4 separate regions of the Homo sapiens genome follow, and all the other regions are linked to region 4. Evidence: chromatin loops called from intact Hi-C (ENCODE). Cell type or tissue: sigmoid colon. All regions are shown on one strand. Links, peaks and the distances in the headings refer to the core of each region. The heading gives the core; the rest is flanking DNA. Region 1 has its middle 60 kb from the start of MIR4290HG. Region 2 has its middle 77 kb from the start of MIR4290. Region 3 has its middle 16 kb from the start of LINC03062. Region 4 has its middle 130 kb from the start of MIR4290.

Evidence for each region. Peaks named below come from ENCODE experiments on the same cell type or tissue, not always from the same donor. Only the 100,000 strongest peaks of a DNase experiment are listed, where the experiment ranks them.
Region 1: it touches region 4 in a loop (2.5-fold over the local background); 3 of 110 quality-filtered maps call a loop at or near these places.
Region 2: it touches region 4 in a loop (10-fold over the local background); 3 of 110 quality-filtered maps call a loop at or near these places.
Region 3: a loop joins it to region 4, with 2.8 times the contacts of the local background. A loop is called at or near these places in 3 of 110 quality-filtered maps.

Annotation. Positions count from the first base shown.
Region 1 is chr9:90,097,534-90,105,572 of GRCh38, reverse strand. No RefSeq gene overlaps it. Among named protein-coding and RNA genes, the nearest start is that of MIR4290HG, 60 kb to the right of the region's middle. In sigmoid colon, for the core only: CTCF peaks have their summits at 3,070 (motif pointing right) and 6,024; a DNase peak (open chromatin) is centred at 3,112.
Region 2 is chr9:89,942,043-89,950,081 of GRCh38, reverse strand. No RefSeq gene overlaps it. Among named protein-coding and RNA genes, the nearest start is that of MIR4290, 77 kb to the left of the region's middle. In sigmoid colon, for the core only: no CTCF peak of the experiment used is centred there; a DNase peak (open chromatin) is centred at 5,611.
Region 3 is chr9:89,619,768-89,627,806 of GRCh38, reverse strand. No RefSeq gene overlaps it. Among named protein-coding and RNA genes, the nearest start is that of LINC03062, 16 kb to the left of the region's middle. In sigmoid colon, for the core only: no CTCF peak of the experiment used is centred there; DNase peaks (open chromatin) are centred at 3,546, 4,226 and 5,926.
Region 4 is chr9:89,888,571-89,896,609 of GRCh38, reverse strand. No RefSeq gene overlaps it. Among named protein-coding and RNA genes, the nearest start is that of MIR4290, 130 kb to the left of the region's middle. In sigmoid colon, for the core only: no CTCF peak of the experiment used is centred there; a DNase peak (open chromatin) is centred at 4,839; H3K27ac peaks cover 529 bases.

The sequences.
Region 1 (8,039 bases), core at 1,117-6,116, 210 kb before region 4:
TCAAGTCATGTTTATCAATATGTGGATCATTGATGATAACTGAACTATTCAAGAAAAGTTGTTAACTAAATGGCTGTATGACTTTTGGTGGGAGATTGTATCGTAGCTCAGGAAAAATTTATTCCCCTTGCGGTACCCGCACCCCCACGCCCAGGAGGAATGTACATCCTTGTCCCAGAAGCAATGGGCTGGGTGACTTGCTTTGGCTTGTTGGAATGTGAGTGGATGTGGATTTGCCTGTCCAAGCTAAGAGCCAAACACACATGGTGCATTGGGCTCACTCTGTGTGCTCTTATCGCATCAGAGCCATGCGTCCCAGAGAGTGGTTGTGCCTTCTGCCTGGAAATGCAGGAGAATCAGATCTCTGCCCTTCCCACCTGCGGACTTCAGTAGAACTGCCACGGCCCACCTGCAAACTCAAGAGTGAGAAATAAAGAAATGCTGGCAATTTCACACCTCACTGACAGGTGAGTCCCCACGCACAAAGGAACTTCAGTAAGCCTAATGGCTGACTACTCATAATTGTGGAGGTGAGCTGGCATACTCAAAGTGTGGAAAGAAAGAAAAATCTGTCAATGGCGAATTCTACATCCAGCAAATCCATCCTTCAAAGGAGAAATTAAGACATGCTATAATTTTAAAAAGAAAAGGTGAGCTGAGAGAATTTGTCACTAGCTGACCTTCTCCCAAGAAATGCTAAAGGGAACACGTCATGTTGAAATGGAAGGAAATTAGGTAGTAACTCAAATCCACACTAACAAATAAAAGGCCCTGTTAATGTGACAACATAGGTAAAAGTAAAAAACAGTATAAAGGTACTTTTGGTTCATAACTTCTTTCTTTTTTCCTTTTTTTTTTTTAGATGGAATCTTACTCTGTTACCCAGGCTGGAGTGCAGTGGTGTGATCTTGGCTCACTGCAACCTCTGCCTCCTGGGTTCAAGCGATTCTTCTGGCCTCAGCCTCCTGAGTAGCTGGGATTACAGGCACACACCAGTGTGCCCAGGTAGTTTTTGTATTTTTAGTAGAGACAGGGTTTCGCCATGTTAGCCAGGCTGGCCTTGAACTCCTGGCCTCAGGTGATCCACCCGCCTTGGCCCCCGAAAGTGCTGGGATTATAGGCATAAGCCACCGCACCCAGCCATTTCTTTCTTTTTTTCTGTCTGATTTAAAAGACCACTACATAAAACAGTAATTCTAAATCTTGAGTGATGGGCACACAATGTATAAAGATGTAATCTGTAACAATAGCAGCATGAAGGTGGGAGGGAGGATCAAAGATCATAGAAGCAAAGTTTTTGTATACCTGTGAAATTAATTTGGCGTTAACTCAAACTAGACTGTCATAAACTAAGATGTTTCTTAACGGGAGAAGCAGGGAGGAAAGAGCACCAGAGATTCTGGTCTACATGGTCTGTGCTGAGGTCTCAGTTGTATTCATTTCCTGTTGCCACTGTAACAAATTACCATAAACTTAGTGGTTTAAAATAACAGATTTATGATCTTGCAGTTCTGAAGGTCAGAAGTTCAAAATTAGTTTCAGTGGACTAAAATCAAAGTGTTGGCAGGCTGCATTACTTCTGAAGGATCTAGAGGAGAATCAATGTCTTTGCTTTTCTCAGTTTTTAGAGGTCATCTACATTCCTTGACTCAGACCTCACATGACTCTGATCTCTGCTTCCATCTTCACATTTTCTCTGGCTCTTAACTGCCTGCCTCCCTCTTATAAGCAATCCTTGTGATTTTATTTAGTACCCACCAGGTGATCAGGATAACCTCCCCATCACAAGATCCTTAACCAAATCACATCTGCAAAGTTCTTTTTACCATGTAATTGTCTTAATCCATTTGGGCTGTTAAAACAAACGATCATAAGCTGGGTGCTTACAAAAAACAAACTTTCAGCCAGGCGCGGTGGCTCATGCCTGTAATCCCAGCACTTTGGGAGGCCAAGGTGGGTGGATCATTTGAGGCCAGGATTTCGAGACCAGCCTGGCCATCATGGCGAAACCCCGTCTCTACTAAAAATACAAAAATTTGCCAGGCATGGTGGCACGGGCCTGTAGTCCCAGCTACTCAGGAGACTGAGGCATGAGAATTGCCTGAACCTGGGGTGGGGGCGGGGAAAGGGGGTAGTGGGGAGGGATGTGGGCGGAGGTTGCAGTAGGCTGAGATGGCTCTACTGCTTTCCAGCCTGGGCGACAGAGCGAGACTTTGTCTTACACACACACACACACACACACACACACACACACACACACACACAATTATTTCTCACAGTTCTTGAAGCTAGGAAGTCCAAAATCAAGGTACCTGGAGGTTTGGTGTCTGCTCAGGACCCACTTCCTGGTTCACAGACTGTGCTTTCTTCCTGCACCTTCACATGGTGGAAGGAGCAAGGCAGCTCTCTGGGGCCTCTCTGACAATGGTACACATCCCATTCATGAGGGAAGAGTCTGCCTGAATTACCTCCCAAAGACCCCACCTCCTGATACCACGACACTGGTGATTAGGTTTTCAAACTACAATTTTTGGGGGGACACAAATATTTAGACCACAGCAGTAACATATTCATAGGCTCCAGGCATGCAGAAGTGGACATCTTCGCGGACTTTATTCAGCTCACCACATGAGACACAAGTGGTCTATAAGTCTCCCTGTGCGATGCTGAAGTGCAACCAGGGTTTAGAATTACCCAGGCAGAGTCTGGGATGCTCACACCTAACAGAGCCTTCAAGCCTCCAGGAGCTTCATTAGCCTGACCCACACCCACTCCAGACTTCCAGAATCAGGATCTCTGGGGGTGCAGTCTGGGACTGTCACTTTTTAAAGTTCTCCCACGTGATTCTTATGTGCCCAGGGTTGTAAATCCTCTCAGAGGAGACATCAGCAGTCCATACAGCCCAACACACCACAGAGTAAAGTCCCCTGAGAAGTTTCAAGAATCCCTGGACACTTGGTGACATTCAGAGGCCAGGGTTCCAGGTAGACCTGCACCTGCTCCTTCAGGCGTGTCTTTTTGGCAGAACTTCTCAGGTAATTCTGATGCCCATGAAGGTTGACCGGTTGTCCTGTGGAGGGCAGCACTGGCCTACAGATGGATCTAAGCAGCCCCAGCCAATCAGGCTGTTTATATGCAGAGTGACGCATGTGGCCAAGGAGATGTTACACGTGTAAAGGCTTTGCTTTGGAGCGAGCTCTTAAAGGAAATGATTTCTTTCAGAGCCAAACTCAGACACCTAGCAGGGAACAGTTTGAAAAGGTCACCATATACTTGACCCTTGGTAAAAGATAGGGAGCCTCCAAAGATGGAGATGTGTCTGCAGGACTTAATTGTTGAAGAATCACAAAGATCCTCTCTAAACTATTTCAAAATAATACCATCTAGTGTTGCTGTAATTTGTGCTATTAAAGGAAAAGTTACATGAAGGGGAATATATCTTAGCATGACAAAAATGCAAATTTAGAGTGTGAAGTTAGTTCCATTTTTTTAAATTCAGAATCACAGTAGAAAAAAATGTAAAAATTATTTAAAAATTAGAGATAGAAAAAACTCTGAAGACATCTTGTAAAACAGATAACCTGCCTCATAAAGCTACATGGTAGCTTCTCAAACTTCTCTTATTCTATCTGAAAATGGAAACATGGCTCCTTGTCCAGTGTACTCATATTGAGGTGTAGTGAAGATCAATAAGGGATATACAAATTAACCATTCAAAGTATTACAAGCAAAGGGCAAACAATGTGTCTGTCATTTAAAAAGTTAGGATTGGCCTTGCGCAGTGGCTCATGCCTGTAATTCCAGTACTTTGGGAGGCAGGCCCAGGAGGGCGGATCACGAGGTCAGGAGATTGAGACCATCCTGGCTAATACAGTGAAACCCCGTGTCCACTAAAAATACGAAGAATTAGCCGGGCGTGGTGGTGGGCGCCTGTAGTCCCAGCTACTCAGGAGGCTGAGGCAGGAGAATGGCATGAACCCGGGAGGCGGAGCTTGCAGTGAGCCGAGATCGGGCCACTGCACTCCAGCCTGGGTGACACAGCGAGACTCACTCTCAAAAAAAAAAAAAAAAAAAAAAAGAATTTATCGAGATAAACAGGGAAAACTATATTTTAAAGATCATCTGCTTATTTCCACATTTTTTAGTTGGATATATGAAATGTGCAATTAACTATCAACATAAAAAGTTGACTAAGATACTCAAAACTGAAAATCCTAAAATACCTACAGAAATAAATGAAACTAACATGGTTCTTAAGCCCCAAACTTAAGCAAGCACTCACATATTTGTCTCTGGCAGCCTGGCATATCAGCCATGTCTGAACGCCGCTAAATTTGATTCTTACTTTACCTACAGGCAAATAGCAGCATATGACTGTCTCTACAACATTCTTGACCTATAAATCTTCAAAGCAACAATGCTCTACTACAAAAGGAAAAAAAAACCAAGACCACGAGTAACCCATCTTCAAACTGTCACTCTAATCCTTTCTCTGACTGTCAGATTAAAGGTTGCTGCTGTCTGGAGGTCTGTGGCTTCAAATTAGAGATGAGATCATCAAAAAAGCTTAAATTCAAACTTCAGATTGCTGGCTTCACTATGCTCCTTGGTGAGAAAATAAATACGTAAATAGTTACCCATTAGACATGCTATCAAGAATAAGAATGAATCCTGCATACATGTAAAATATCAATAATAAGATATCAATAAACTTATTGACAATATTACAGGACACTCATGTCCAGTGGTGGTTAAAAATCCAGCCTGACCTTACAGTAGACATTGAGCTACATGCCAGTCAGTGATCAAGATCAAGGGAGGCAAGCTCTAGCCCCCACATCCAAATCCAACACAGCCTACTTGTGTATACAGCCTGTGAGCCGAGATGCTCTCTGGATTTTCAGTGAATGAAAACACATGAAAAGAACAAATACACTTTATGACCAATGAAAAACAAATGACATTCAAATTTCAGTATCCTTAAAGTTTTGTTGGGACTCAGTCACGTTTATATCTTTGGAGATTATCTATGGCTGGTTTCAGGCTATAAGGGCAGAGTAGCGTAGTTGTGACAGAGACCATATGGCCTACAAACCTGAAGATACTTGCTATCTGAGCTTTTATGGAAAAACATTGGTTGACCCCTGTTATAGACCATGGGCTTCAACCCTGGCTGGACAATGCAATCATTCTGAGAGTATTTAAAAGAACTGATGGGCAGGCCCTTCAGAGAAAGCTTTATACTAATTGGTCAGTTTTGATCTGGAAGCCCATGAAAGTTGATCGGTTGCCCTGTGGAGGACAGCACTGGCCTGCAGATGGATCTAAGTAGCCCAGCAGAACAGGCTACTTGTCGAGAGAACCAGATAAGTAAGTGTAATTTCAAGTTGCCCAGCCCTCCCCTTGGCCCTCTTCCCACCACCCTTGGCTTCTGAATATTTCCTTTGTGAGATTCTTTCTACAACAATGCCTTCCCAGGGAACATCCTTTGCTGCCTACCCTCCTCCGACAGATGTGCAAAGATGTGCACACTCAAAACACACCATCTCTCAAACATGCACGTGTGCACACGTGCACATATAAACCTGCAAACACACATGCATATATATTTACACACACACCGCTTGTGTGATCTCTGGAGCTCAAAAAAGTGGAAAGAGGATTCTATTAAATTAAGATTGTGAGTTTCTTATCCAAATTACGCACATCTCCTTCCCCTCATGGAATCCTCCTGGGCCCTTGAGCTTAAAAAATAAGCAGCTGTTCCTTGACCCAGATCATACTTATTTTAAGATCCAAAGCAGGGGTGTGCAATCTTTTGGCGTCCCTGGACCACATTTGAAGAATTGTCTTGGGCCACACATAAAATACACTAACACTAATGACAGCTGATGAGTTACAAAAAAATCGCAAAAGAATTTCATAAAGTTTAAAGAAAGTGTATGAATTTGTGTTGGGCCACATTCAAAGTCAGACAAGCTCGGTCTGAGGTTGTTTTCCTTTGAACTGGCTCTCTCACATTTGAACCCTTAGGTGGCAGTGGAAACTCACAGTTGAAATGCTTCTCTTTAAATGAGTGGTTTGTGGTGTGTGCTGTGTTGTGTGTGTATGCGTGTGGTGTGTGTAGTGCAGTATGTCATGTGTGCGTGTGCATGCTGTGTGTTTTGGTGTGTGTGTGGTACCTATATGTATGGTGTGATGTGTTTGATGTGTGTGGTGTGTGTTGTTTGTGTGGTATATGGTGTATGTATGTGGCGTATGTCTGTGGTACATCTGTGTGATGTGATGTGCTTGGCGTGTGTTGTGTGCAAGTATGTATATACCACATACAAGTGTATGTGTGTATGCCAAGTATGTATGTGGTATATACATACACATACTTGCACACAACAGTGTGTGGTGTGTTATGTTTGGTGTGTTGTGTGTGTGTGTGGGGTGTGGTTTGTGTGTGTGGTATGGTGTGGTGTATGATGGTATGTGATGTGTATGTGGTGTGTGGGGTATGGGGTGTGTATGTGATGTGTGCTGTGATGTGTGCGTGGTGGGTGGTGTGATGTGTGTGTGGTGCACATATATATGGGGGGTGTGTGGTGTGATATGATATGTGTGATGTGTGTGTGGTTCGTGTATGTTGGGTGTGTGGTGTGATGTGGCATGTGTGCTGCATGTATGTGGGGTGTGTGATGTGATGTGTGAGTGTGGTGTGTGGTGTGATGTGGGATGTGTGGTGTATGGTGTGATGTGGGGTATGTGGTGTGATGTGAGGTGTGTGTGCTGTGTGGTGTAATGTGATGTGTGCTGTGTGTGATGTGGTGTGTGTGCGTGAAGCACAGGTGTTCTGGGGAGCCCTTGCCTCACAGACACCACAGGGAGGAGAGGAGCGGCTGGATTAGGAAGCAGTGCCTGCCGGGTCTCGGCACTCAAGTGAGAACAGCAGACTCAGCCCTCAGTGAGTCCAGCCCCTGGAGACCAGGGCCCATGCTTCTCAGCAACAGCACAGAGAGGCCCGAACCCTGGGCAGCGACAGTTGCCGGGCATCATTGCCGCCCAGCCTTTCACTCCCAACCTTCCCATCTGGGTCACCGTCACATGGAGAGGAGCTGGGCTGGTGTGTGTTTCTATGGAGGCTCCTCGCAGGGCTGGAGGGCCTTTCTCCTCTAAGCTCCTGTGCTTTCTGTCATTGTCACTGGCCAGCGAGAAAGCAATGTGTCTTGCCTTTAAGTCTGTTTTTATGAACTCCCATTGATTGGGGAAAGCTAGCTGAGTATGTGGCACCACTCTCCGCTCTCACCTGTGGACAGGTGAATGTGCAGCCGCACTCTTTCAGGGTTCCACTGCCAGCTGCCCTGATGTAACCTCTCTGCTGGTGGTGGGGGGTAATTATTACTGAGCTGATCTTCTTTGGAAAGGACAATGGAAAAATCTGGCCCCAATCCTTTAGCCTGGGGCATCTGATAAGAAGGTTCTGGGACAGGTTGATAATGAAGTTCTTCCAGATATAAATGCGAGCTGGTTTACAGACAAGCAAGGCGTTGGAAGAAAGGAAGGATACACCCACAAACACCTAGGTGCCTTTGTGGCCTGGAGGGGTTACAATGCCCAAGAGCACACTTTGCTTGCTGCTGTATGGGTCTCTGGGAGCCCCACTTCCTCCTCTATAAAATGGACACATTGCCTTACCTACCCCAAGAGCATTAGGAGAATTAAGTGAGATCATGTGCCTGGGAAGGCTTTCTAAGCTAAAGCAGCGTCTGCTGATGCTGCCGGCATGGACAGTGTTTTCTGGGAACCGCTGTTGCTCTGGCATCCCCTCATCCGGGCTGATGCCTGCTCTTTCCTCCTCACCTTCCAATAGCCTCTCGGAGCTCAGCCTGCAACCCAGGGAATCTGGCATTTCTGCCAGTTGGAGGGCACAGTGCATGAGCATCCACCCCCCGCCAGCTCCCTATGCCAATGGCCCCCCAGTCCATCGTCCAGTCTTGCAGGAGTTATTCTGCAGGCTCCTGGCTGCTGGCATGGCCCCTTGGTCTTGTGGAAAG
Region 2 (8,039 bases), core at 1,267-6,266, 54 kb before region 4:
CAGAGCTCTGATTATATCAATGTTAGTTCTTTTGTTATTGCCCCACAGATTCCTGAGATAATTTTTGTCTTTTCCCCCAATAGTCTATTTTCTTCTCATTGTTGAGATGGAGTAAATCCTATTAATCTGCTGTCAGATTCACTGACTCTGTCTCTGCCATCTCTCTTCTTCTGTTGAGCCCATTCAGCAAGTTTGTTTTTGTTTTGTTTGTTTGTTTGGGGAGGGGAGGGGTTGGTGATAGTATTTCTTCAGTTATATAATTTTCATATGATTATTTTTATATTATCTATTTTTTGGCCAGCATTTCCAATTTTTTAATTTGTTTCAAGATAATTTGCAGTTGCTTGTTGAAGAGTTTTTATGGTGGGTGCTCAGATATTTCCAGCATCTGATTCATCTTGGTAATTCATCTGTTGGTTGTCATTTCTCATTCAAGTTGTAGTTTTCCTTGTTCTTGTTATGGTGAGTGACAAATTAATTGTAACCTCTGCCTTTGGGTTCGGACTCTGGATTTTACTGAGTCTTCTTTTATTAGCAGGTAGACCCCCTGCTAACATGCAGAGTAAGGGCCAGGTACATACATGCAGCTTCCCTCTGGGTGTTCTCTTTGTTCATAGGTGGAAAGGAAACTCAACTCTTTCCACACCCCACCAATGCTTTCCTGAGAAGTGGAGACCAATTCACACTGTCACATTGCCTCTGAGGGAGAATGCAAGTTCAACCACCCACTGGGTGCTGCTGATAACAGAGAAGGGGAGGGGAAAAAAAGCCAACCATTCCCACCTCCCTCGAACCTATTCCGCTTCACTGATGTTGAGTGGGAGTGAAGGGTCAGCTCTCCTGAGTTATGTGTGGTTCACGGATCAGCAGTGGTGGCATGGCCTTGTTAGAAATGCAGAATCTCAGGACCTGCCCCAGGCCTAGGGAATGGGACTGCATTTTGACAGCAGTCCCAGATAATTCTTGTGCGTATTAAAGTTAGAAAGCACTGATCTAAATACTTACAACTGTAAGTGAGAAGCAATGACCCATCTAAAACTTCTGCAACTACATTTACTTTTCTGCAAACAGTTGAAGGAATCTCCAGGCCACAGACACTGCCTTGCCTAAAGAAATTTTGTATTCATCTGAAGATGTCCAGAGACTGGCCTCCACTTGTGGTTGCCTTTTGGGTATTATAGAAGTTAGCAAACCTCTGCTCTCATTCACTCATTGATTCCAAATGACAGTGTTATTAAAGGCCAAATTTCTGCAAGAATACTCTCTTTGAGGTGTAATTTTTACTTTTTAAAACATCTCCCAATCTAACAACAAAAGAAAAAGTCCTTGAACATAACGTGAGCCAGAAGTTTTTAGGCCCAGACCTTGAGGCATGGGTTATTGTCCGCCTCACCATTAGTCATTATGTGGCTGATACGGTTTGTTTCTGTCTCCCCACCCAAATCTTATGTTGAATTGTAATTTCCAGTGTTGGAGATGGAGCCTGGTGAGAGGCGATTGGATCATGGGGGTGGTTTCCAGTGATTTAGCACCATCCGCCAGTGCTGTCTCATGATAGAGTTCTCATGAGATCTGGTTGTTTGAAAGGACGTAACACCTCCCTCTTCACTCACTTGCATGTTCTCTCGCTCTCTTTTTCATTTTTTTTTATTATACTTTAAGTTCTAGGGTACATGTGCACAACGTGCCCGTTTGTTACATATGTATACATGTGCCATGTTGGTGTGCTGCACCCATTAACTCATCATTTACATTAGGTATATCTCGTAATGCTATCCCTTCCCCCTCCTCCCTCCCCCCACCCCACGACAGGCCCCGGTGTGTGATGTTCCCCTTCCTGTGTCCAAGTGTTCTCATTGTTCAATTCTCACCTATGAGTGAGAACATGCGGTGTTTGGGTTTTTTTTCTCTCTCTCTCCTGCCCCACCATGTGAAGAAGGTGCTTGCTTCCCCTTTGCCCTTCCACCATGATTATAAGTTTCCTGAGGCCTCCCCAACCATGCTTCCTGTACGACCAGCAGAACTGAGTCAGTTAAACCTCTTTTCTTCATAAACTACCCAGTCTCAGGTAGTTCTTTATTGCAGTGTGAGAATGGACTAATAGAGTGGCTTTTCATGTGCAGTGTGAAGGGGAATTACTCACATCCCCCGATGGCTTCATGATCCTTTCCCACATCCACACAGCAATTTTCTCACACATGTTTGAAGTGTTCCAGAATCCAGCATTAATTATCAATGTAAGGAAAAATACAAGACTTTGGAATAAGCAAAAATATTACTGGGCATCCTCTCAATGGATGAGGGTGTCCCTCGGATGATCTGGACCTTAGGGATCAGAGACTTTTCTCCGAGCTGTTTAACACTACTGTAGATATTTTGGCTAACATGTGGAAAATTGATAGTAATGCAAATAATTGTTCATAGACATGCAAATCAATTATATCCCAAAAAGAAACAATGACTTTCCCTCCAAGCCAGTTTTGCTTCCGTTTACAAATTTGTTTCAATATTCTTAATCCATAAATTATTATTGGATTATCCTTTGAAACTTTTGTGACATTTTACTAGCTTCTTCACTTCAAAATGAGTTAAATAATTTGCACAGCCCTTGGTGATGTTATTACAGCTCATGTTTGATTTTGTCCCTGATTGTTAAGTGCTTCATAGGCACTCTGAGAGAAAGCAGTGCTATCTCGATGTAAACTCTTTGACGGCAAGAATGGGGTCTTTATGCCTACAAATGTCACCCTAAGAGTGTTGAATACAGAGGGAGACTCACCTGACCTTTCAGGTAAAATCTTATCAGTGAAAATCCCCAAAGCCCCATCGTTCACACTTGCCCTCCTTACAACCTGTGCCTGGGATCGCAAGCCTGTCCAGACATCATCACTTGTTCTCTTAACCTTTGCAAGTCCTTTGGAGGGAAATCTAGATAAGCACAACACACATTTTTGATGACCTAAGGATGACACCTTTGACAAATTTGTATTGCCCCTTAAATCACAGTATCTGACAACTCTTGTCAAAATTTGAGTTCTTGGCCTGCTGCCGATTGTTTTTGATAGCCTCCGTAGTCTTGGATTTAAGAGCTACTGTCAAGCAGTATCCTTCCTGTCTTTGTTACACAAGAAATCTGCTTTGCATTAAACTCTCTTTGAAAAAGTGTTTTGAAATATCATTAAAAAATGCTTTGTGATTGTACAGAGAACAGACTGCAAAGAACACAAACGACTCTGTTCTGGCATACCTAATTCCTCTTTGCTCTTGCATATTGAAAACATTACTGCAGGTGTCTGGATGCAGCAGCCAAATGATTCAGGTCAGCAAAATTCACCCTTGAAAACCCTCATAAGCCAATTATTTTCACCCTTCTCTCTTTCCTACTCAAATGTTGGAAGCACTGTTGGGTAAAACTCAGTGTTCAGAGAGCTATGAAAGCAGCACAGGGCCTTAGGTGTTCATTGGTGAGACTTTTAGAGCCAGACTGGTAGATATGTAAGTGTCACTTTGCAACCACTGCTTGCAGTTGCACCTCCCCAGGGATCTGACAGAAAAGAGATATGAACAGCAGAACTAGTAATAAAACCAAAGTCTTAGCATAGTTGGGGTAAGTTTGCATGTATAAGCAGCTTTCTCCTAAAAATGACAAGAGATCCATGTGGAGGAACTTCTGCCACAACCTTGAGACCAGAGCAGCAATGGGTCACTTGTTTCATCTCCTCTCTATTAGCCCATCCCTGCCTAACAGGTGGTCCTCTTGTCCATGAGCCTCTGGGAAAGACAGCCTGACAGCCTCCCCTAGAAAACCCTCGGTAGGTTCTCCAACGCCCATGTCCTATTTTGTTGTTTGATTTTTGTTTTTCTCTCCTGGTACCAAACTCTAATCATTCTGGAGCAATTTAGAGTCATTTCCTTTTGTTCATTCTTCTGTGGTGTCCAATCTTGCACTGCCCTCTGTGTGGATGATTTTAGTCCACGTGAAGATCATACAAGTAGACTCATTTCAACTTTGCATTTGAGGCAGACAACCTCACTTCTCTTAGTGTTCTGTTTGTTTTGCAGAAAACAAGGACACATTTAGCATCTTGGAGTGTCAAGTCCTCACAATGGCCTCTGCTCCCAGCTCTCTATTGGGGTGCAAGTGCAATATTTACCTTTGAGGGTCTGGTTTTCCATTTGTGAGATGATGTCATCTACACTGTCATACCTCCCAGAGATGGTCTACGTTCTCAAACAAAAGTAGAAAATGGGATCTGGGTCCTAGGGTGGCTTGTCCAAGTGATGGAACTGGATACAGGTGGAAGAGTCTTTAAGGAGGCAGCTGGGCCCTACTTCATTAGGAAGAGAAAGAAGAAAAGTGAACCACAGGGGTCTCTGGTGTGGCCTTGTGTTATCTTCCTTGTGTTCAGGGGTAGGTTTTTCAGGAAGATGCCAGGCTATCCCTCCACTTCCTGTGCACTCATGAGCTTTCAGGGCATGCATATCTAGGTGATCATAGTAGCCACCTCTGGGTGAAGGCCTACTGTGGGCTTGTTCTCCCTCCTTTCGCACAGGACCATCATGAGCCAGGCATCACCCCCTCCACTTCTGATGGTGAAGATGAGGGGAGAATGGGAGTGAGCTAGCAGCATCTGCATCTCCATGAGTAGTTGAGCTGGATGAGGCCTGGGGAGAAGAGGTGAGACCAGGCATGGTGACTGGGCAACGGGGCAGGAGAAGCTGAGGCTCCGACCGCAGTCAAACATGCCACTGACCACTAGGGGAAGCATGGTCTTGTGCGTTTCCAGACCATGCTCTGCAGAGCAGAGGAGACCCTCAAACCTTTGGAAAGGTGAATGGGGAAGAGGAAGGCTGAGGACCCCCACCTTTCTTTCCAACTGAGCCCCTTGGCCTCCAGTTCACACATTGGGCTTGTGTTCATGTTTCACCTAAAACAAAGTTCCACTGACTTAAAAAAAAAAAAAAAAAAAAAACACAACAAAAACAGTCTAAAGCACTGGGCGCAGTGGCTCACGCCTGTAATCCCAGTACTTTGGGAGGCTGAGGCAGGCAGATCACCTGAGGTCTGGAGTTTGAGACCAGCCTGGCCAATATGGTGCAACCTTGTCTCCACTAAGAATACAAAAATTACTCAAGCGTGGTGGCAGATGCCTATAATCCCAGCTACTCGGGAGGCTGAGGCAGGAGAATTGCTTGAGCCCAGGAGGCAGATGCAGTGAGCCGAGATCGTGCCATTGCATTCCAGTCTGGGTGACAAGAGTGAGACTGTCTCAAAAAATTTAAAAAAATTTTAAAAAGTGCCTGGTCTGAAGGATAAAATCCAAAGTCCCAGGGTAGCAATGCCTGGCATGCCTGGCTCCCATGCCTCAGCTGGGCCCTTCCTCTCCCTCCACCCCCCTGGGCTTTGCAGAGGGTTCCCTGCTCCCTGCCTCTGCACCTCTGTGCATGCCCTTCCTCCTCCCCTCCCCTGTGATGTCATTCTTGGGAGGCGCTCTCCAGCCTGCCTAGGATGAGGTAGCACTTCTCCCTTTGCTGCCTCCATAGTCCTCTGCAGCTTCATGGTAGAATAGTGGCTTCTCTCTGCTGTCTGGAGTGTGAGCCCTCTGTATTCCCACTCCTGGCATGGGCCTGGGACCTGGCACAAAGGAACAGCCTGTAGTTGGCTATGCATGGATGTAAGAACCTAAGGTGGGTGCATAGACTTGAGAGGGATGACACATGGACTTGCAATAGTCTCAATGGGTCTTCTATTCAGGAACCAGAAAAGCAGCCCAAACATAGCCTTTTCCGAACAGAGCTCACTAAAGAGGTTACTTACCCCAACACTCGGTAAGCTTTGAGTGACTTGCCTGATTTGATTAAATGCCTATGCTTTAATGTTATTTCTTTCTAAACATACTTGATTTATTCAGAAGGAGGAGCTGAAATCATAGAAAAAAACATTTTGTCCTACAAGGATTTTTTCAATGTCATAAATAAAATACATTTACAATACTTCAACCTTTAGATGCTTGGAAAACAGACCCCCGGGTGACAAAAAGAGTTGTAGCACATGAATATCGGTTTGTGTTACAAGCCAAATATTAAATAAAGGTAAGGAGTCATAAAATAAAAATGTTTACAGCCCTTGGCTGAGTCTGTGAATTTCACACACCTAATAGATCATCTGAAACACTCCAGAGGAAGACGAGACCCAGAGAGCAGACCTGACCAACCCAAGCCAGCAGAAAACACAGTCAAGGGTACCAGATGCTATAAGGAAACCCAGTCACCATGTGGGCTATTGGAACCTCTGCTTCTCCCCATAGCCTGTTTTCTCTAGCAAATGCCCTTGAAAGCTAATCAATAAAGAAAGTCATACATGTTATTCCTCCTGAAAAAAAGTAGCAGCAATAAGTAATAACTCCAATGTCTGGGGAGGGAAAGAGGTGCAAGGTCCCCCCAAAGGTGGGGCAGGGAGGGGGACATGATCAAAGAATCATGTCCCCAAGATCAAAGGCATCCTCTGGAGCCCTGACTGCAGGTGGGAGGATACAGCAGGAGCCCCTGTGAGTTGTGCTCTCACAACCACCACAGGCGCAAAGGATTTCCAGCTAGGATGAATGCTCAGAGGCACAGCCCCAAAGGCAGGTCCCACCCAAGGAGTCTGTGTTCCTTTTCTTTTTCTCAATCCACGTCCAGTGCATTAGAGTTGGTGCAGGGGTACACAAGACAATGCTGGGATTCCTTAGGGGGTGTTTGCTTTGCAAAGGAGGGTAGGTAACCTGACTCAGGAGGTCTTCAGGGTGCAGACACATGGAAATGCTATTTTAAGTCTAGCAGGTGGTGGAAACCACGTATAGTAGGAACAACTTCAGGGCTCTCCAGACAGCCACTGTCTTACTCAGTGGCCCATTATTCTCACCTGGCCTGTTCTAACTGCTCCTGTCATACCCCTGGATCCCTTCTCACACATGCCCACTGAAATCTATCATCACCACGGGCTCCTCCTAGAACATCTGGGCTTTTTTCGCTCTATTGCTCTAAAGCTGCTGCAGCACACACATTGTTAAAGAGACATAACCCTCCTCCTAATCTGTAGGACACTGCACAAAAAAGTCCAGTTGCTGAGCTTGGGGGAGGCTGGTTCGCACCCCGTCATTCAAGACCCTCCTCTTCAACTTCCATCTATCCACAGCCAGCCCCGCTGCGCTTCCTCAGCTCCCACACTCCAGCCTTGTGCCTCAGAGTCTGGCCCATTCCTTCTTTCCTCCCTCATCTTTCTCTCACAGCATCTCTCACTTTTCTGGATTTCTGAATTTCTGTGTCGGCCCGGGCTGCAGTCATCTTGAGACTTGCCTTGGGGAAGATCCACTCCTGAGGTTCACGCATGTGGCTGCTGGCAGGTGCTCAGGTTCTTATGGCTGTTAGCAAAAGACATCAGCCCCTTTCCACATGGGCAACTCACAACATGGCAGTGTGATTCAGTAGAGCAGGTGAGCTGTGAAGACTTGATGGGAGAGGTGGGTGCAAAGAGGGACAGACAGAGGGAAGTCACAGTCTTTCAATCACCTACTCTCAGATGTGACCTCTCTTCCCCTTTTCCGTATTCTATGTTAGAGTTAAGCCATAAGTCCTGCCCACCCCCATGGGGAGGGAACCCCAGGACTGTGAGCATCAGCGTAGCTTTCCCCGTCATTCACTCCAAGCAAGGTGTAGGGGTCTCCTTCACAGCCAAGCGCATCCTGTGTCATGCTATCTTTCACTCTCCAGTCCTTTCTGGATCTCCCTGCTTTCTCTGGGGCCAAATACCTTTCTTTATTTTTCCTTTATTTCTGAGTTTCTGGCTTCTGCCCTGCCCAGAACCCCTAGGTCTGCTAGAAAGCTGCCTTCCACACTTCCACATGGCTGGGGTGATGATAATACGACGGTGAATGTATCTGGTTTATTTCTTTTAGAAGCTCCCATACATTCCATATGTGTGATCTCATTAGCCTCCTAGCATCTCTGCAAACCAGAAGAGTGACAGGTGTTTACAAGGAGGGCATGGGCCTTAAGTA
Region 3 (8,039 bases), core at 1,932-6,931, 270 kb after region 4:
GGTTTACCCTGACCCCAAGGTCCTGGTACTTGGCCCCTCACACCCCAGCCCCCTGCCCTGGTCTTTATCTCACCCTAGTGTACTGGGTGTCATTTAGACCCATGGAAGGACTCGCCCAGGCCAGTGAGCTCAGAGAAGCATAGGGAACCCTTGTCCGATGCCTGCCCCCAGGGAAGGCAGAGCAGGGCCAGTGGGGCAGGTGCCACACAGTGAGCTGTGCCTATGGCCAGCCGGCCCAGCGCTCCTTCCCGGGTTTCTTACTGTGCCGAGGTGTGGGGTGCAAAAGCTGATCCTCTCCCAGCTCTGAGTCTCCTTCAGGACAGCTCACTCCAGGGAGCTCAGCACATGTCACCGAAACCTTCCATCTGATGGCATCTCAGTGCCTCACGGCAGTGGAGCCCTCAGCCTGCCTCAGAGCAACTGAATCTAGGTTCCTAAGTGCATCCCCTCCCAGACTGAGCTCAATGCCCCCTCCTTAGGGAAGCTGTTCGTGCCTCTGAGGGTGTGTTCTTGCACCACTGTTGGGCTTTCTTTCCCACACTCCTCGCACTTTGTCATTGTGTGCTTACTTCTGTGATTACTGGCTGGGTCGCTGTTCTCCACCCACAGGTCCATCTGCCCCCTACAGTGGGCACATGAAACATGGTGAGTGAATAGCAAAACACCAGGAACCCCTTCACTGAAACTCCAGCCTGCACCATCTCCCAGCCCCACGCTATTCACACCAAGGTCAGCAGGGCCTTAAACGGCCAACGCCCCAGCCTGACATAGCACTGGGCACTCATTGGATCCCCTGTCCATGCTGAGAAACGATGGGAAGGAGGACAGTTTCCCTTTCAGGGTTCCAAGCCCTGCAGTTGATCTGGAAAAATAACGCCGGGAGCTGTGTTCACTCCCTGAGGCGTGTCAAAGCTCTCTTTATCTCCCCCTGGAAGTTCTGACATCAGGCAGTTCTCCTCGGGTCCCAGCCAGAGCGGGGACACAAGCTCTGCTTCTCCTGCTCCTCAGAGAGGTTTTGTTGGGCTGTAGGTCACACCCTGTGGCCACAGGCAACTCCACACCCACCTGAGTGGAATGTTCCCTGATTTTCACAAGAAATGTGAGCAAGCTGAGAACTGAGCTTGGCGGTGCAACTCCAATTTGCATTCACCCCCAGATCACACAGGTATCTGGGGCCTCTCTGCCTGCAGTGAGTGCCAGCCCACTGAGTTAGGCTGTGGGAAGAGCCTTTGCAAGACAGGAGCCCCTCATGTGAGCAGAAATGCCCCAGTAGGGCAGGGACCAGGTCAGTGGGGGAGTGAGTGGCTGCAGCCTGCCTGCCGCTGACCTCTCTGTAGCCATCGGCCTCGCAGGGTTCCTGTCTCCTTGAGCCAGGGGACTCTCTGACTTAGATTGTACCCATCTCTTGGGTGCTTGGCAGTTCCACAGCATGACATCAGTGGGGTCGCACACTTCCCAGATCCAGCCGGGCTCTGCTCGAAGCCAGGAGGGGCTGCAGCCAAACATTTAAGAAACGTGTGCTAGCAAAAAGCTGCCTGTTTTTTTAAGAATGAAGAAAAACTTAGTTTCCCAGTGGAAAGGATTAGGCAGAAAAGCTAACATTTTGCTTTAAGCTAAAACAACACCTATTATTGACAACCTTACAAAGGTCAATGTATTATCCTACTGCTCTGGGCCCCTGTTTCAACAACAGTGGAAAATGCCTGGAGAAGGGAGAAAACCCATAGAATCCACATTGCTCAGTGCTCTGTGGCGTCACTGCAGACTCACTGGGCACCAAGGGTGGTGGTCTCATCCCTGCCTCCACAGTGTAGGGGAACCCACGGCCATTTTAAACACAGATTGCCTCTGCCTGCAGGCCTGGTTGTAGTGGCCACGTGACTGCCTCAGCTCAAATGACCATGAAGTGAGGACTGCAGCAGGCCCCCTTCCATGCACCCACACTAGTAGAGTGGCCTGCTGCAGACGGCCGGTGGTTGCTGTTCTGGAGCAGAGTCTGCAGCCAACCACAGGCAAGTCATGACCCTGTATGCTGCCTGTGGGTGTACCTGGTGCCCTCCCCTCCATCCTGGACCACCGGCTTCTCACCTGGACTCTTGGTTCCCTGAGGGTGGAAGTCCTGGCCAGCCCATCTGAGACCGTACACCTGCCCCACCGTCTCTTATGCATAATGAGAGCTCCCTAACCATCTGCGTGGTGACTGCATCAGCCCCTCTGCGGCCATCAGAGGGACCCCCAGAAATCAAGTCTGAGTCAGCCTCAAGAATAATCAGAAGCCAAGAGCCAGACGGTGAGGCCTCTTCTGTGCACTCCAGAGTGTTGCATGGATGCTGTCCCTGTTCCCAGCCACTATAAAGGGAAGGCCTGGCTGAGCACAGTGGCTCACACCTGTAATCCCAGCACTTTGGGAGGCTGAAGTGGGAGGATGGTTTGAGGCCAGGAGTTCAAGACCAGGCTGGGCAACATAGTGAGAAAAAAATAAACAAAATTATTAGGGCATGGTGGCATGCACCCACAGTTCCAGCTACTCAGGAGGCTGAGGTGGGAGGATCGCTTGAGCCTGAGAGGTCGAGGCTGCAGTGAACCAAGATCGTGCTACTGCACCCCAGCCTGGGTGACAGAGCGAGACTGTCAAAAAAAAAAAAAGCCTTCTGAATGACTGTAAATGAGCACAGATGCACACGAGTCCAACAGCACCTCCTAGAAACAGGCTTGCTGCACCCAAATGTGTGGTCCACAAGGGGCAGGGCAGAGTGCTCCGGCCCCATGTCCCAGCCACTGCCCCCTGCCTCTGCTCTCCTTGGGCATAACTCCTCCAGCAGAGGCACTAGGGGAGGTGACACTCAGATGCATCCTTTTCAGTCTGGGAACCATTCACCACATCCAAGAGACAAAAAGTTAGAATGAGATTTCTGCATTGCCCCTTTGGGGTTTTTTATTTGCCTCCATAAATATGTTGGGGACTGAGTTCTGAACTCACCTCCACAGAGTATGTCACAAGGAATGGGGCATAGCCATGGCCCACGGGGGTTCACAATCCCAGATGAAGAAATGCCAGGGGCCGTCAGGACCCAGGTTATGAAAGACACCAGGTGGGTTGTCTCAAAGTGCCCATTCGGAAGTCACAGGAAATGAGAGCTGAACGCTGGAGATCCTGAGGCTATGGTTGCTGCGCTGGGTAGAGATGGGGGGCCAGGTGAGCTCTGAGAGCCCCTCTGAACCCCAAATCCACAGTCCTCAGGAGCCGTGCCCATGAGGTGCTCTGTGCCCCCACAACTGACAGCAATTCTGAGCCTTGAGCAAGGCACCCGGGGCCTCGGGACAAACCCAGAGTGAGTCTCACCATGCTCAGCACCTTTCCACCAAACTGCTGGTCCCAGCCGCTTCCTCCCTGGCATAGTCAGCTCCCAAACCCAGGTCTCCCAAGAAAGTAAAATGCCCTCCAATAATCAACGTCACTAGCAGGGCAGCAGCCTGGAGGAAGCTCCCGCCGGCCGTGGACTGAGCGCCGCCTTGCTGGGAGAGGCGCCCTCTCACTTTATTTTTCTGAAGGGTGGGCAGGGCACCCAGAGAAGGGGAAGCTGGTAGACAGAGCTGCCCTTAAAACTGCCACAGGCTGCCAGCAGCACACTGTGTTCAGGAGTAATAACAGCTATTAGGCTGCATAATTAACCCGCAGAGGGAAGTCATCACCACCAAGAAACTAAGGGCACTCAGTGCTCCTGGCCGCAGACCAGCTGGCTGGGGGCGCCAGGGCCTCCTCACCTCAAACAGCAGTAGCCCTCAGTGGGGGTTTCTGGCCTGCTCCCCTCCTGGGTTCCTGTGTGTTGGGCTGTGCACACTCTCCCTTGCTGAGCAGAGCCAAGCCACTCTGGAGACGCAGGCTGAGGAGCTAAGAGCCCAAGAGCCTCACTTGGTTTTCTTGCACTTTCTCAATGCAGCCCATGGCTGCAAAGAGCCTGCTGGTGTTCCTGAGCCTGCCAGAAAGATCTGAAATGCAGGCAGGTGTATGTCTTAAATGCCAAGAAAGGAGGCAGCAAGGGAAGCCCACAAGCTGTGTTTATGGGAAACCAGAACAAAAAGGTAAACTCCAGCCCTGCACAGAGATAAAAATAACAGCGGTACAGGAGGTCCTGCCAGAAGCAGGCTGTGCTCACAGCTCCTCATTGCCGCTGGGCCTGGGGCCGGGACCCAAACAGCGAGGACAGCGGGCAGTTCACCCCCAAGAGCCATGGGGGCTGGCCTCCTCCTCGTTCTAGCTTGTACAATTTATCTCCCTCTCACTGGCTCCCTGCTTCTGCAGACATCTGAGAAGTTCAGTCGGGATACCCGACTCCTAGCAGAGCTTTCAACCAGGCCCTGTAAACAGTTCCCAGACAGGCTTCAGGACGGCTGCAAAGCACTCCTCTGGGCATGTTCCCAATGCCTGGAGTCATCTACTCGCTGGTGACCTTGAGCTGGTCACTTCACTGCAGGCGCCTCAGGGGTCTTCCCTTCCCAGGATGGAAAATGATACCCAGCCTTTGAGGTCATGGCAAGCGAGGACCATCAACCTCAGGGCTTTAAATGCTGAGCTCTGCTTACTGAGAAGCCCTTTGTTTACAGAGGCGCTCAGGGTGTGGGGCTCGGCCTAATCCCCATCTGCACGGTTCAGAACATCCCACCCCAGCCAGGGAGTGTGTCCTGGTGCGGACCTCCCCGGCTAATGCCAGTGCCATTGCAAAGGCTAGGTCAGCTGCCCTTGGGCGATGCTGAGCCTGGGCCATGATTTCTCGATCTAGTTGCCAGCGTTGGTTTTATCTGAGGACTTAGCAGAAGTATGATATGCAAACACCTACACATGCACACACATATACATATATACATATAGTTGCTTTCTGGTTTATGATACACAGGCTTTGCAGACATATTTGTAACTAACTGAAGAGAAATTTCATCCACATGTCTGCACGGCCTTCACTCTGCCAGAATAATAGCCAGGGAGGCCCCATGGCTACTTGGGGGATCTTCTCTCCTTCTGTTTTTCAGTTGGAAGAAAAGAAATGGTACCTTGCCATGCACCAGAAAAGCTTTAATCCCACAAAAAATGGAGCTTCACTTATCCCTGGCTGAAGCTGGCCACGGCTCTGCTTCCGTGCTCACCGCACCATGCCGATCCTGGGGTTGCTTTGGGGCACCCTGAGTTCATTCACTGTGCTTCCTGGAAACCCCAACAGACCTTCCTCTCCTGAAACTTCCAGGGTGACTGTATTTAGAAAGGCAAGTTCCTCTGAAGGCAAATAAAGAAATAGGGGACAAGAACAGTTTCCCAGATCTCCACTTCCTTGCATCGCAGGCCCTGGGGTGGTCAGTATGCATGAATAGGAAAGAAAACCCAAGGTCAGACTGCCTCAAGGGGGCCGTCAACCTCTGTGGCTTGTAGAGAGCACAGACAGGAACCCCACAGGGGATGAAAAGGGGAAACCTTTGGATGAAGCTGCAGCTGCAGGCACAGTTGCATGGTGGGAAAAACAAAGTGGTTCGCATTCCAAGTGTGGGGAGGAAACTCACTTTCACCATGTATCCACTCCAGGCAAGGCCCTCTCCTGGGCACACAACTTTCATGCGTCTTGTCTCAGTCTTTGCAACAATGATAGGAAATGGTCTGGGTGGAGTTATTGGACAGAAGAGGAGACTGGGAGAGGCTGAGACCACATTAGTGGGCAGGATAGGGTGTGGAGGTGCCAGGGATCTGCCTTCCAGCAGGTGTGAACTGGAGGGCCAGTCCCTTCTCCACCAGGCCAGACCCCAGCCAGAGAGGTCTCCTCCTGCCCAACTGCTGGCAGATATGCTCATGGCAGCGTTGATGCTGAGGCCCAGAGCTTTGTCAGCCAGGGAACAGAACCTCTCAGAATCTGCTCTCTGCTGCCAAAGCCGGGCCCTGGGACAAACAAGACAGGCTCCAGGAGAACCCTGCAAGCTGAAGTTGTTCTTCACTAATTGCTAAACTGTGCAAGACCAAGTGAGAGAATCAAAGCAACCAACTTCCAGCTCAGAACAGAACATACTGTGCACCGGCTGCTTGTCCATCACCTCACCCGGGGATTCCACAAGGTGCAATGTTCCCATAACATGATTGTTTAATAGAAACCAAGGGTTCTGGCCATTGTTTTTTCTGTGCTACCTTGTTTATTTGAAGTAATTTGCAGCCCTGAAAAAATAAATAAATAGGGCAAATGCTAAGGAGAGAGGACGCTTGTAGAAAAAATGATTTTGTTCAATTTTACCCTGTAGAAAAAGGCAAAAAGTATCATTCAGCTTTGAAATAGGGCCTTCTCCTTTCATGTTTATGAGACAGATGTCAGCCTCCATGGAAAGGAGCAGAAGCAAGCAAAAGAGGCCACAGCCTCATCCAGCACATGGCTGGATGGTGACAATGTCAAAACCAGAGCAAAAAGGCAGAGCCCACCTGCACTGGTAACACCCAGACATCCCCACAGACCCTCGGGTGGCCTCAAGAACCCGGGAGAATGAAAAACATCAAGAGAATCACTGTCTTTATTTTCTAGTACTCACTCTTTAAGAACGAGCTGCCAGGCCCATTTGGGAGGCTCACAGGGCTGTCTGCTGTTGCAGGCCATTGAGCACGGCATGCTGGCCCTCCTCACCAGCACCTTCGCCACTCTCTGCAGGGGCAAAGTAGCTCTTTACTTTTCACTCATCCTTGACTATCTGAGGTTGGTAAAGCCAACGCTGCTGACCTAATGTAATAGCTGGGGAGTCCAACAAGATTGAACGATTGCGCTTCACAATAGACAGGTATGCACTATGGGCACATGTGCCTGTGTGTGTGCGTGTGTGTGTGTGCATGTGTGGGAGGAAGCAGCTAACAGAACAGGTGATTATGGAACCTGGGGAAATTGGTGTCCTACAACTGGGAGAGACTTTAAGAGCCCATTGGCTTTAATCCGCAGTTCACAAGCAGAGAGGCGTCTGGCCATCTCTGAAGATATTGAGCACTGAGAGAGGGAAGGCCAGCAACCTGCCCCAAGGTCAGATCCCGAGTCAATTAGTGCATTAAGCACCTCTGAGCACACAGGTACTATGTGAGGTCAGACGTCTTAAAAATGTGGACATTAAAGCTCAGAGAGGTACCAAAAAGTCTGAAGTCACAGCTGGAAAGCTGGGAAGATCAGGAATTCAAAATGCAGTCCCCAGCCCCACGTTGGCTCCTAGCCCAGAGCTCTGGCCCCGTGACCAATAAGGGCCAAGGTAGGACAGCGTCCTGTCTCATCGTGTGGTGGCACAGCACTCCTCCCGTTTCTCTGATGCTGCATGTGATCAATCAGCAGAGGACAGCCCCCTATCCCAGGATCAGCCTGGAACTGGAGCTCGAGCTCCCGTTCAAGTTCAATGTCGGTTCAGGCTTGGCCCCCATTGAGCCAGAAATTTCTCCACAGAGCTCTACCTGGGTGGAAATGCAAATCCACCCCATGGAGTGGAGGGCTCCTCTGTCCTCTCGATGCCCATAGTGTTCTCAGTGAACCAGCAGAACTGTCCCCAGAAGCGTTTTTGGAAAAATTGCCCTCCTGAGTGTGCAGGAGATCCCAGGGGACTGACAGGCAAGTTAGAGACCAAGACAGGCTGCTCTTCCCAAACCCAAGGAGACCCTGAAGTCAAGGAGCAGCCAGCCAGAGCCTGGAGGAAGCCAGCCAGCGCATCCCCTAGGGAAGCTGGCCTACCTCAGAGTGCCCTGGCTTTCTCTCTGGCAAGTTCTTCCCCAGTCCTTGAAGGAATCCCTGGCAGACTGGCCTGGCCTCATCCCTGGCCACAGTTGGCCCTGGTCTCACCCAGTGAAGCTGCCATGCTGCAGTGAAAGGCACCTTCCAGCACCCCTGCAGGGAAGGAAAGCTCTCTCTGGTCTGGAGAGCAGCTTGGCTGGCTGCAGGGAACCACTCCTTGCAGGTGGCCTGAGCCTTGGGGCTCATGTGGCTTTTATAGCTTGTTATTTAGTGCCCAACACCTCAACTCTTGATAGAGGGGGTACTTAGCAGGGGCTC
Region 4 (8,039 bases), core at 1,733-6,732:
CTCACCTTATCTGCAAAGATGCAGTGTTATTAAACAGTTAGTTTTTGCTAGAAGGATGTTGCAGAGCCAGGAGAAAGCTGAACATGCACACCCAACCAGCCCTGATGTTATACCTCAACACAATGCTACCTCGTAAAATAAATACACAAAAAAAAGATTGCATAGATTTCTGAGTTTCATAATTCAATTTCCAAAATGCCCAGGATACAACTGAAAATCACTCATCAAATTATTAACAGGAAAATCATAACTTGAAAGAGAAAAAACAGGCGACAGATATGAGCACCATGATGATTCTCGTGTTGAAATCATCTTATAACGATTTTAAACCAGCCACCATAAAAATGCTTCAACAAGCAATTATGAATTACTTTGTAACAAATGAAAAAAATAGAAAAATTAATAAAACAACTGGTGGTATAAAAAAGAACCAAAGGAAATTACAGAACTAAAAATGCAATCACCAAAATACAATTTAAAGAAACCTCGGTGGATGGACTCATTGGAAATGAGAGAGGATGCAATCAGAAAACTCGAGGACAGATGAATAGAATGGGTCCAATCCACACAACAAAAATAAAATAGACTGAAAAAAATCAGTGACACCTCAGAAAACTTGGGGGCAATAATGAAAGAAGTTACAATAACACCATCAAAATTTCAGAAGGAGAGGAGAGAGAGAATGGAACTGAAAGGGTATTTGAAGAAATAATGGCTAAAAATATCTCACTTCAGTGAAAGGTATGTCAACAGATTCAAGAGGTTGAGAAAATCTCAAATAAGATAAATGTAAAGAAATTCACACTAAAGGCACATCATAATTAAACTTTGTGCAACTAAAAACAAAGAAAAATTCTTTAAAGCAGCCAGAGAAAAACAGTATTCCTTATAAGAAAACTTGAGTTAAATGACAGTAGATTTCTCACTGGAAACATAGAGGCAAGAAAGAAGCAGAGCCACATTTTTCAGGAACTGAAAGAAAAGAACTGTCAACCCCAAATTCTAAGTCTGATGAAAACATCTTACAGTAATGAAGGATAATCTCAGACAAGAAAACTAAAAGAATGTGTTACAGCAAACCTGCCCTTAAAGAATGGCTGGAGAAATTTCATAAGCAGAAAAAAAAATAACAGAATAAATGTCAGAAAGAAAGAAAAAGACCATCAGAATGGGTCAAAATAGGGTTAAATATGATACACTGTTTTTCTTATGAGTTTTAAAAATTAAATTTGATGGTTGAATCAAATATAACACAATATAGTGAGGTGCTCATTGTACATGTTACACAAGATGATTATGTTTTTAATAGACAGATTAAAGGAACCTAAATGGAAATAAATTTTCTGTACTTAATATAAAGTAGTAAAACATCAGTACCAGCACATTATAATTATATATGTATCTTATAGTAGCTGGAGTAATCACTCAGAAAACAATACTCAAAAACACTACAAATAAATCAAGAGTATATCCTAAAAAATGTTTAAGCAACCTGAAGGAAAGTAACAAAAGAAAAATAAATGAGGGAGAAACTGAGGAAGCAAACAGAAAACAAGCAATAAAATAAAATAGAAGCCCTAACATATCAATAATTACCTTAAGTATAAATGATCTAAATATAACAATAGGAAGACAGATTGGCATAGTGGAGATATATATATATATATATATATATATATATATATATATATCACCTCATATACAAACATATAAGTAGGTTGAAAAGAAAAGAATGGAGAAAGATATACTATGAAAACAATGAAAAAACAAGAGTGGCTATAACATTAGATGAAGTAGTACCAAATAAAATTATTAGAGATAAATGGAGACATTATAAAAATGGTAAGAGAATCAACATGCTGAAAAGACTTAAACAATTCTGAATGGGTATGCACCAAAGAGCAGAGCTTCAAAATACACGAAGCAGAAACTCATATTAGCATTAGCCATTAGGGAAATGTAAATTAATGCCCTTACAAAATATCACTACACATTTGTCAACATAGCTAAAATAAAAAAAAAATAGTGATGGCACCAAACATTGGTGAGGATGTGGAGAAACCGGATCATTCATTCATACATGGCTGGTGGGAAAAAAAGTGATGCAGCCATTCTGGAAAACAGTTTGGCAGATTCTTAAAATGCAGAAGATGCAACTACCCTACAACGCAGCAATTATACCCCTGGGCCTTTATCTCAGAGAAATGAAAATGTGTGTTCACCCAAAAACATGTACCAGAATCTTTGCTTTATTTGTAATCATCCAAAACCAGAAACAATCTGGATGTTCTTTAGTGAGTGGGTCGTTAAACCATGGTCCATCTATACTATGGAATACTAATGAGCAATAAAAGGCAATGAACTATTCATATACAAAATAACTTGATGAGTCTCAAGGGAATTATGTTGAGTGAAAAAGCCAATCTTTGGTTACATACTGTATGATTCCATTTATGTAACATTCTTGAACTGACAAAATTATAGAGATGGAGAACAGATGAGTGGTTGCCAGAGGCTGGGCGGAGGCGGGAAAGGAAGAAGGGCTGTAGCAGAGTAGTATGAGGAATTCCTGTGGGGATGGGACTGTTTTGTACTTTGATTGTGGGGTAGTCACACAAATCTGCACATGTGATAAAATTGCATAGAACTAAACACACACACTTACACATACAACTGGTGAAATCTGAATAAAGTCAATGGATTGTTTCAATATAAATTTCCTGGTTGTGATATTGTACTAAAGTTATGCAAGATGTAACTATTAGAGAACTTGAGTGTAGGGTATGTGGAATCTGTATTAATTCTTAAAACTGCATGTCAATCTGCAACTATTATCTCAAAATAAAATGTGAAAGAATTAAGTATGTAGAGATCTGGTGATACAGCCTCAAACCTACATGGCTATCTAGTAAAATTAATATAACACCCCTCTCAAAACAGATAGAATGAGGATTCATAAAGTAAGCAAAGATACATGAATTGAATAATGTGATGACTAAGCTCACACTAATAGTTACACATCAAATGTGTATCAACAACAACAGAAATGGAGACCTTTGCTTTGCTCCTGTTATGAACCTCACATGCGGTGTTCTAACAGAATTCGCACATTCATTCAAACTGTTTTTCTGTGGAAAACAGATAGCAGAAGATATATGTAATATGTAAAACTGACTGGGTACACCTGGGATATACAAGGAGTGTCTACAAATGACCAAAAGATACCAATAAGCAATTCAGAAGTGAAGATGGCCAAATCACCAACAAGTGTACTCAGAGATGTTCAAAATCACTGTTAATAGGAGACGTGCGAATTACGAGAGCAGGGAGATAGCACTTTGGACCTATACACACCTCAGATTGGCAAAGCCACGAATACACTGAGTGACACCAATAAAAGATTAGTGAAAATGGAAGTTGCCATACTCATGAACAAAGCCACAAGTGTTGCTGAAAGCAGCCAGGCATTGCTTAGAAAACCAATCGTGTTTAGCACTGAGCCAGCAACTCCACTTCTGGGGTGGCTTCCTCTTCTGGAGCCTTCACCAACAGGTCTACATGAGACATCTTTGCAGACTTTCATGACTGCATTGTCAGTGGCAGTGGAGGGGAATGGATTAGCAAAGTGTGGGTGATGCAGACTATGTCAGAAGCAACAGCTAGATGTACGGACAGCCAACAGTGACATACACACACACAAGAACACGCACACACACGGTGACTACGTACACAGGAAGGAGCAGAAAAAGAAGCATAGTATTTACATTCTACATGGATTAAAAAGCAATGTAGGCCAGGCGCGGTGGCTCACACCTGTAATCCCAACACTTTGGGAGGCCAAGGCAGGCGGATCAACTGAGGTCGGGAGTTCGAGATCAGCCTGACCAACATGGAGAAACCCCGTCTCTACTGAAAAAACAAAATTAGCCGGGCGTGGTGGTGCATGCCTGTAATCCCAGCTACTCGGGAGGCTGAGGCAGGAGAATCACTTGAACCCGGGAGGCGGAGGTTGCAGTGAGCCGAGATCATGCCATTGCACTCCAGCCTGGGCAACAAGAGCAAAACTCCATCTCAAAAAAAAAAAGGTAATGTAAATGTACAAAACACCACTTAGCAAGGATACTTACACATTTATAGTGCATAGCATATGAGCATGACGGCCTCTGGAAAATGGAGTTGAAACAGGAATAGGGTATTGGAAATAAATGGGACTTTGCATGGATTGATGCTGCTGTCTCAAACTATAAAGAGAAAATAACATAAGACTATTATATAGAGGTAGAGCGGGGGAAGAAATAAAAACAGGAGTCTTTCCAAGCGCTTGCCTCTGGGTGGTTTCCCAAGTATGATTTCATAATTCTGTGTCCTCAGACACTCTCTGAATGCCACTCACTCTCTGGGGCTCAGAGAGCACACTCTCACCAGGACAAGAGCCAAGTCTGGGGTAAAGAGAAGCTCAGGGGACAGGGTTGGGGGCTTGGGGCAGAGACAAGCTTGCAGGGCAGGTAGGAGCAGGCAAGCCTGCTTCACGTCTTGGGTGTTTTCTCTTTTTCTTGCCATGACAGGGTGATGGAGACACAGCCCTGGTGTGGGCCAGAGTCCACCCTGGGATAGGAGGCCCTGCCAAGGCAAAGTGGCCTGGTAACTTGGCGCTGTTTCCTGGGGAAAATGCAACCATTGTTTTAACACAAAACATGCTTCTGTCCCTGGCCAAGGCCCATCTGTAAAAAGTTATTTTCTTCAAAAGCTTGAAGGAAAAGGCTGCAAGAAGTGTGCTCTGGCTTCAATCTCCCTATACACAGTTCCAGGCCAAGTACAGTAAGGCCAGCCAAGCAGGGTGACCCCTGACGGTGGAGGCAGGGCCAAGGCCCCCAGCAAACAGGAGCAGCATGACGTACCAGGGATCTTAGCCTGAGCTTGGCCACAGACCCATTCAAAGCCTTGGCTACTTGCTGTCCTCTGAGTTTTACTTTTCCCCACAAGCCAGAATATCACGATCAAATGGCTGGAGGCCATGGGCCCTGTGAATGCCTTCTCCAGAGATTGCCATGGTCCTTGAATGCCTATCTCCCCTGTCCTGCCCCAAACCTCCCACAAGCTGATAGAACAGACCATGGCCTCCACCACATCATCCCCAGACAAGAGCCGGGTGGGCCCTGTGGCCAGCCTCCCTTCTCATGGCCAGCCCCTCCAGGTCCAGCCAGATACGAGGCCCCACCCACCTGTCCTCCCTGTCCCTGCGGGAGGGCACTGGAACTGGGCCTCCCAGCCAGGCGAGCATTGTGAGTGATCAGATATGGAAATACTCCTACGATCACCAGGGCACAACCAGTGGAAATCCTGGTCCTGGAAAGGACTTTTAGTTACAATATTAAATTTGAAATGAAGAAATTTTACATTTTAATTCTCAGTAAGATATCTGGGTAACGCCGCGTTGCATTTTGTAAAGGACTGTGCTGCTCATAATCTTTCCTTACCACCGCCCAAGCCACCCGGCACTGTGTAGGTCAAGGTGCCAGTAGAACTGGCACCTGAGCCTGGAGGAGGGTCCCTCATGTACCAATGGGCTCTGAGTCCACTGTCATGCCCAGTGAGCCACTCAACCAGGAGCCAAGGGGCTCAGGGGCATCAGAATGTGTGACAACACCCCCAGTGGAGCAAGCCCATGGGCAAACACCCCGACGTCCTCCCTGAGGGCGGCAAAGTCAGGCGCAGTGGCTTGTCCTTCCAAGTTCCACAGTCAGCTTGGGGGGCATTCACGCCATCCTGCCTGCTCTCCTGGGCACCTAGCACAACACTGTGGTCAAGTTTGGCCTGAGCTGGTGCAGGACCAGCGTGTGGGGAAGGGCCCTGCCCGTGGCAGGCAAGGCTCTCTGGCCCCGGGTGCAGGAGAACCCTGAGGATAAGGCAGAGCAACCTGAGAGGCAGATGCCAGAGAAGGGCTCCCCAGCACTGGAGCGGGGCCTTCCAGGGGCTCCCAATTCCCAGCTTATCTATTAAAAACTTCATAACCCTGGCACAAGAGGTTTGCTTATTTACTTTGGAAATAGCCATGCCACCCGGGCTGGAAGCTCACACTGCAGAAGCCTCCATGGCTGGCCGTTTGCTCTTCTAATGACTCCAGAGTTTGGACAATCAGAGTTTCTGATGCTGACACCAGCTGAAGTGTGTCTCCAGCAGGACACCTGCCACTGGAGGCCATGCCTCGGCCCGCGTCTGTCCAGGGCACTCCTTGAGCAAGTAGGTCCAGTGAACAAGGGAAGCACCTCCTTCCACCCAGAAGTTAATGCTATTGTCCACCTCTTGGAGGCTGGGAAGGAGGACATCTTCCTTCAGCCTCATCTCTACAAACTTTCTCTCTTTCTCTAAATTATTTCCTCTTCCACCTCCACTGGGTCACCTCCCCAGGAGTGGAGGAGCTGTCAGGGCTACTACCCATCTGAGGGCCTTGGAGGGAACCAAGAGTGGGAGGAGGGAAGGTGAGGGTTACTCCCAGTGCTGGGGGAAGAGCCTGGCCGTAAGGGAGGAGCCCTGCCTTATTCCATCCCGCCATCTGCGCTTGGGGCAGGGAAGATCTAACAGTCAGCCTGGGCTGCTATAGCAAAGCACCACAGAGCTGAGGGGTGAAACTACCCGCATTTATCCTCTCAGCCCTGGAGGCTGGAAGTACCAGAGCAAGGTGTCAGCAGGGCTGGTTTCTCCAGAGGCCTCACTCCTTGGCTTGTAGATGGCGTCTTCTTCCTGCATCCCCACATGGTCATCCCTCCCTCTGTGGGTATCTGTGTCCTCATCTCCCCTTCTTATAGGACAGTGGCTATATTGGATTAGGCTTTGAAAAGGAAAATTAAAATTTGGGTCCACAATTTACTGTGCCAAAAGAAAAAAAAATTAAGCTGAAAGCTGAGTCGTGGAAGAAGTTGCCTTTCCTTTTGTTCCTAAGCAGATAGCTACAGATAAAAGGTTAAGTATCTCCACAGGTAGCTGCTCTATGTTCACCTTAACTTACATAAAGTGCTGATTTACTGAGTGCAAGACGCATACATAATTGACTATACCCCCACCAGCTCCTTTTCTCTTGCAACATGTGGATTCAGTAATGTGACCATACCCTCCCTCCTTCCCCTCCAGCCTGCTTTTCCCCTTTAAATATTGAAGCCCTCAAAATCATCTTTGGAGAAAGACACAGAACTGTCTCCTGAGTTATCAGGAGTTATGGGCATGAGTTATCAACCTTGGCAAAATACGCTTCTAAATTGATTGAAAGCTGTCTCAGATATTTTTTGGTTACAGGTCCACCCATACGAACTCACTCTAACTTAATTACCTCTTTAAAGATCTTGTCTCCAAGTACAGTCACATTCTGAGATATGGGGGTTGGAATTTCAACACAGGAATTTGTGGGGGACACAGCTCAGCCCATTGGTGGAGGATGTCTGCTAGCAGCACGTTCTGCAGGCCGGCCTCACCTGCAAACATGGTCAAGGTGACAAGCAAAAGCTGGCCTGGGGCAAAGTACTCTAAAGTCAGCCTCAAGGGTAGAGATGTTCTGCAAAGGGATTGAAAACATAATACATTTGGCAGAACTTGAACCTAGAGCATGTTTTCCCATCTTGTACACTAGAGCAAAGATCAGCAAATACTGCCCAAGCCAAATTCTACAGATCAGCAAATACTACCCAGGCCAAATTCTACAGACCAGATGAGCCACCTGTTTTGTAGGTAAGGTACTGGAGCATCGCCACACCCCTTCATGAGCCTGTCATCTGTGGCTGCTTTTGCCAAGTTGAGGAGCTGTGGCAGAGACCACACGGCCCCTGAAGCCTAAAACATTTGCAGAAAACATGCCAACCTTTGCACCGGAAGGTCAGCTCCCTATGGGCAGGGATTTTTGTCTGTCTGCCCACAGCTGTGCCCCCAGCATTTACAACTCTGTGTGGCAAGTACCAGGGGCTCAAACAATACTTGTTGGAAGAACAGGTCATTTTGTCTACATGGAACTGAAGGTGTGGTGAGGTCATGGCCCAGGAAACCCCTTGAAT